2 separate regions of the Homo sapiens genome follow, and region 1 is linked to region 2. A link is a contact called in ENCODE Hi-C or POLR2A ChIA-PET data. All regions are on one chromosome and are shown on one strand. The core of a region is the stretch at or near the end of the contact, and the rest is flanking DNA. Distances in the headings are between cores, read along the strand shown. Region 1 has its middle 55 kb from the start of PIAS1. Region 2 overlaps PIAS1 (protein inhibitor of activated STAT 1).

The links. A loop is a pair of places that touch in the nucleus more often than their neighbours do. ChIA-PET counts read pairs that join two places held with the same protein, here RNA polymerase II (POLR2A).
Region 1: a map of PC-3 shows a loop between it and region 2 (23-fold over the local background). The contact joins two enhancer-like sites. A Hi-C loop is called at or near these places in 1 of 168 maps with a recorded cell type or tissue (PC-3). POLR2A ChIA-PET finds 5 or more read pairs at or near these places in 3 of 52 experiments (PC-3, PC-9 and activated T-cell).

Annotation. Positions count from the first base shown.
Region 1 is chr15:67,997,669-68,000,875 of GRCh38, reverse strand. No RefSeq gene overlaps it. Among named protein-coding and RNA genes, the nearest start is that of PIAS1, 55 kb to the left of the region's middle. Within about 2 kb of position 1,880, at least 3 of the 41 ENCODE cell types and tissues checked have a DNase peak (open chromatin) inside an H3K27ac peak, as active enhancers do.
Region 2 is chr15:68,153,727-68,156,489 of GRCh38, reverse strand. All of the region lies in intron 7 of PIAS1 (protein inhibitor of activated STAT 1), which reads right to left. Among named protein-coding and RNA genes, the nearest start is that of CALML4, 50 kb to the left of the region's middle. Within about 2 kb of position 1,454, at least 2 of the 41 ENCODE cell types and tissues checked have a DNase peak (open chromatin) inside an H3K27ac peak, as active enhancers do.

The DNA of each region.
Region 1 (3,207 bases), core at 631-3,130, 160 kb after region 2:
TCAGGGCTGCCCTGGCTCATCATTCTTGGCTTGGTTCTTTTTCTTAAGCTTTGAACTTTGGCTAGATCTGAACTAATGGTGTCCTTTTACCACATCTGATCTCCCTGTGGGAAGTCACAAGCACTCTGGAGAGTGCTTGACCCATCCAAAGAAAGTAGCTTGTGGTCAGCTCCATCCAAATGTCAAAAGCCAGAATCTTCCGATTTTCAAGAGAATCCCCAAATTGGGGTTTTAATGAATAGCTTTTGATATTTAAATGCTTGCAACAGATTTCTTTTTCTTTTTCTTGAGTTGGAGTCTCACTGAGTCACCCAGGCTGGAGTGCAGTGGCGAGATCTTGGCTCACTGCAACCTCCACCTCCCAGATTCAAACAATTCTCCTGCCTCAGCCTTCCGAGTAACTGGGATTACAGGCGTGCACCACCATGCCCTGCTAATTTTTGTGTTTTTAGTGGAGACGAGGCTTCACCACATTAATCAGGCTGGTCTCAAACTCCTGACTTTAAGTAATCCCCCCAGCTCAGCGTCCCAAAGTGCTGGTATTACAGGCATGAGCCACTGTGCCCGCAGATTACTTTTTTTTTTTTTAACATCATATAGGACTAATTGGAAGTGTCTAACTCTGGCTTTGGCCAGTGGGCAGCCAGTTTGCAGCCTTCACTTAAAGCCAGCCACTATGCGCCCATTTTCACGTGGCCATGGAGGTAATTGCCCTTAGCCTTAAGAAGAAGGCTTTTACACAGGGCTTCTAGGAATCCTCTCCACTGAGGTTACCCCAGGCTAAAGGCTAAGGGAAGGGGAAGAAAGCCAATACTTATAGATACACCCCACAGAATACACCCACAATCTCCCTTGATTCCTACAGCAGCCCTGTGAATTAGGTGTTATCATCACCCCATTTGACAGAGGAGGAGACAGAAGTGCAGAGATATTAGATCATTTGCCAAAATTCCACTTTGCTGCTAAGTTATAGCATTGGGATTTGAGCCCAGGACTGCCTGACTAGTCTATAAATTCTGACTAGACTATAAATTAATAAAGAAAAGGGAGAAATGGTACCTTATTCTCTGTATCCTTCCAAACACAGGACTGGGCATGCACATAGTTAGTGCTCAGTAGGCACTGTTGATTGAAGTTCAATTGATTGACTGAGTAAAGACATGCTTATGGCCATATCTTCTCAACACTTAAACAAGAATTTGAAATTTGGCTTGTCTGTCTATGCCAGATAGACAAACTCCCCCATCGAATAAGAAAAAAAAGCCACACCCATATAAATAAATTGAATTGTCGGAATTGAGTCATTGTTGTGGCATCAAACAGATGTAGAGCAAATATTTAAAAGAGTAGAGTTGTGTGGGCTGGGCACAGTGGCCCATGCTTGTAATCCCAACACTTTGGGAGGCCGAGGAGGGAGGAGTTCAAGAACAGCCTGGACAACATAGTGAGACCACACCTCCATAAAAAAATTGAAAATTTTAGGCTAGGCAGAGTGGCTCATGCCTATAATCCCAGCACTTTGGCAGGCTGAGGTGGGAGGATCACTTGAGCCCAGTTCAAGGCCAGCATGGGCACCATAAGGAGACCCTTTATCTTGGAAAAACAAACAGAAAGAAAATAAAAGAATAGAATTGTGATTTCCTACCAGCTTTCTATAATCTGTTCCTATTTTCCCAATTCCTCATTCCTCCAAAAGAACATTTTTCACAGTTAAAAAATAATCTCCAATTATTCTTTCATGAGCACGTCCTGAGTGGGATTCCATAGCTTATAAACTTTCAGTTAGTGTGAGTGGCTGATGATGATGACAATGATGCCTCAACTATGCACAGTGATTAATATCTCAATGTCAGTATTTCACAATATGGAGCTCAAGTTACAGTCTTAAACCAGGGGAAAAACATGAGAGGTATTTTTAGTGAAAATCCTTGTTGAAAGACTCCCCACCTATAGAAACATACAGAATAGCTGCAGGGGAGTAGATCATCGTTTTCCTAAAATTTTGGCAAGAAACTGTGAGGAGTCCTGATAAGGCTGGCAACACGGAAGAATATTTTTTCCTCTTGGTGGCACCCAGCCAGCTCCTGGCAGCCCTGTGCCAGCTTCCCAGAGCTGCAAATGGCTTGGAGCAATTTTATCTTGACTTTATTATCCTAACTCACAACCTATAGAAGCAATAAAAGAGAAAACACGACGGAGGAAATGTGAAGCAGTAGCAATGGGCCATGACCAATTTAAGATGAAGTTCAAAATGCACAACCGAGCTACAGACTTAGTCCAAATTTGAACTTAGTAGGTACTAAGGTGGATAAGCCCCCCAAAATGTAGTGGCGTTAGAAAAATACAAGGAAAAGAACTATAATATTCCTTGGACTCCACGTGGGGCCAGACAGGCAGAGATTCTTTTTCCTCCCTCTTGGGAGACTTGAAATGGAAGTCATGGATGATAAAAATGATTTTCTATGTAATTCATAGGGCTATAATATCATCTGTAGCATTACAAGTGATTGTAATACTACAGACACTGATCATCATTGATTCATGCATTAATTTATGAAATATGTTATGACATCCACTCTGCCCTTAAATAGCTCACAGTCCAGGGAGGGGCTTAGTCATGAAAACAAATAGTTAGAAGACAAAATGATAAGTTAGGTCAGGCATGATGACTCATGCCTATAATCCCAGCCCTTTGGGAGGCCAAGGCAGGTGGATCACTTGAGCCCAGGAGTTCAAGACCAGCCTGGACAACATAGTGAGACCTTGCCTCTACAAAAAATAAAAATACATTAGCCGAGTATGGTGGCACACACCTGTGGTCCCAGCTACTGGGAAGGCTAAGGCAGAAGGATTACTGAAGCCCAGAAAATTGAACCTACAGTGAGCTGTGATCATGCTACTGTACCCCAGCATGGGCAACACAGCGAGACCCTGTCTCAAAAAACAAACAAGCAAAACCCAAAATAAGTTATACAACAAAAAGATGGGATGCAGAGAGGAAAGAGTCTGATTTATCCCTTGAGGATAGCAAGCTGGGTGAAAACCTGAGATTCTGGGGCTGAGACAGGGAATTCTTCTTCATAGAGAGTTGGGCCACTAGAACCAGAAGTTTGAACCATGTCCAGGATCCATGCAGAAAATTAAAGTCAAAGGCAGAAGGAAAGTCCTAGGGCAGGAGGACAAGACAAATGGTTCAGAGGCAGCTTG
Region 2 (2,763 bases), core at 205-2,704:
TCAAGTGATCTACCCGCCTCGGCCTTCCAATGTGCTGGGATTACAAGGGTGAGCCACTGCACCCAGCCCTTCTTGGCTCTCTCTATTCCAGCTGCACTGGCCTTTTCTCCTGGCATACTCTGTTCCCATCTTGGAGCTTAACTTCTCCTCATACTTATAATCTTGCCTTAAGTATCACAGTATCAGAGAGGACTACGTTCCCCTATTGTACCTCTACAGAGTTCCCTGTCTATCTTCTTCAAGGCACATGTCAAAACTTTAACTCATTAATGACTTGTGCAATTATTTAATGCCTGTCTTTCTTACCAGACTGCAAACTTCTGGGGGATGCAGAGATGGTATGTGTCTTGTTTAATGTTATATTCTCCTGTTCCTGGAACACAGTAGACTCTTAACACAATTTCTTGAATGAAAAGAATAAATGAATAAGCAGGGAAAGGGAGATTTCCTCTTGACACTGAACAAAATAAAGCGAGGACTGGGCACAAATGTAGATAAGCTAAAAAAGTAATTATGGTGGCACTGAGATTAAGGAAGAAATGGGTGGTTTAGGTAATTCATGTCTTGTAGCCCCAATTTTCATGCATTGGCAGAGTGCTGAGAGAGGGGGATAGTGTTTGATTAGATTATGGCTAAGGCTTGAAATAACTGCTGAAGGGAGAAGGAAGAGGAGAAAGAAACTTGATTAAGAGTTGGTAAAAGACTGTTTTTCATAGTTGTGAGGGGACAACTCTACACAAAGGCAGAAACTGCAAGACAAAATCCTACTAAATCAAATGATTCAGAGAATGGAGTTCTCTGTGAAAAGTCTAAATAATACCAACTTTATTCTTTCAAGAACATAAGAGTGTCTGGCTTGACTACTAAAACTTTGCTAGAAGTACTTATTTTATTAAGAATGACTTACAAAGAACATATTTGTAACTGATTTGACTCTTTTAAAATACCTGACATTTCCTTTTGTCAAGTTATTGTAAACAGAATTTTAATTACATAATTTGTTGGGAAAGTTTTTGGTTTTTTTTTTTTTTTTTTTTTTTACAGGCAGCATACAGGTAAAGGTAGATAACCTGTTTTTTAGTAAATTACAACAAATTTCTTACTGGTGGGATCCAAATTAATATTCCATTGGCTTCCCTGGCCAATAAGTAAGGTAAGGTATCAATTTCCACAAAAATCTCATCCAGTGTACAATTATTCTCCACATCCATCAGTATATCAGACTAGAAATAGCTTTTGAATTAAACAGTTTTTGCTGCTTAATGGTAGCTAATAGTGGTTTCTCGGAGAAAATAAAATAATTCAATTCCAGACTCACGTTCCCACTCTCCCTCCAGGTGGTGCTATAGCTACAAGCGGAGAAGAGTTAACAGCTTGAGCAAAGACAGTTGGCCTTATTGTTGTTGTTGCTGTTACTATTAAATAAAATAACTTCATCTGCCTTATTTCTTGGTATTCCCTCTTCCATACAGGCTCACATAATTCTTTGCTTTCTGACTGGCTGAGATTCTAGTATTGTGAGGCAAATACGAAGATTCTCAGTAGAATGACCAGGAATAACTTCAGCAAGATTGTGATAGAAGACAAGTTATCTTATACTCTCCTTCAAGGCAGATGTCTGTCTTTTCTTTCAGGATCCCTACCATCTTCTTATCCCTGCCAAATGGTGCCACCACTCCCGCAGATCCCAAATCAGTGCTGCCCTTCTAGGTCTCCATCATCTGTCAATGCATGCCTACAGAGGCATTAGCCAAAGTGTGCTCCCATTGATTCAGGATTAGCTGCATTTTTAAAGGACCATTTTAATACAGAAAAATTCTTCAATGAACTATTAAGGGTATATTGATATTCAGGGGTAGTGGGATCTTTTACTCTGCCACAGAAATAAGTTACAGAAAGGGGTAATAGCTATGCTACAAAAGGAAAGCTGCTATTATCTTAGTTCTTTCCACCAGAGTGTTCCTAAGTACAAATCTGATAATGGGCTTCATTAATCAGTTCACATCAAAAGTCCTTAAAGGATAGCTATCTAACACCTGCCTATAAAAGTTTTGTTTCTAAGTCCCCAGCCCTCACTCCTAAATCCACGCAGCCCCCGGCTCTCACAAATAAAAGAATAAACGAAGAACTTAGTTCACCTCTTTGGAAAGGCCAAACCCTCTGACCTTAACCCTTAAAAACAGAGGTCAGCACAGCCCCATTTGAAGACCTTGAATCTCAAATTCAACGTATCAAAACAAACCATCCAGTAATTCACACGTATGAACCCAGACTTCGCAGAAGCATTAGAAATCAGACGGCATAAACTTCTTGTTACAGATGAGGAAGATGAAACTCAGGAGCAGCGTTACTTGTCCACAGTCATATAATTGATTAATGGCAGAATTATTATTTCTACCACCCCACTGGCTCTCTTCACTTTGTAAATGCAGGGGGTGAGGCCATGATATAATTCTGTACATTTTTCCTGGATAAACCACCAATCTAAAATAACTTTCTTGAAATTTATGCCAAGATGCCCTTCCCATTTCCCAGAATTCCTTAAACATTGATTTTATGAAGTTGTAGAATAATATTCTTCCATGTTTGTGCACTGACTTCACAAAGTTAATTTTAAGATTAGTAAAATATAGATTATAAAATATAGCTCATGACAAAGATATCAGAACTACTCTAAGAACTACACAACAGGCTCCAGTGAATAAACAAATTCTAAAATTTCTTGAGTTGAGAAAATACTACTCTAACCTTTAACAAAATAGC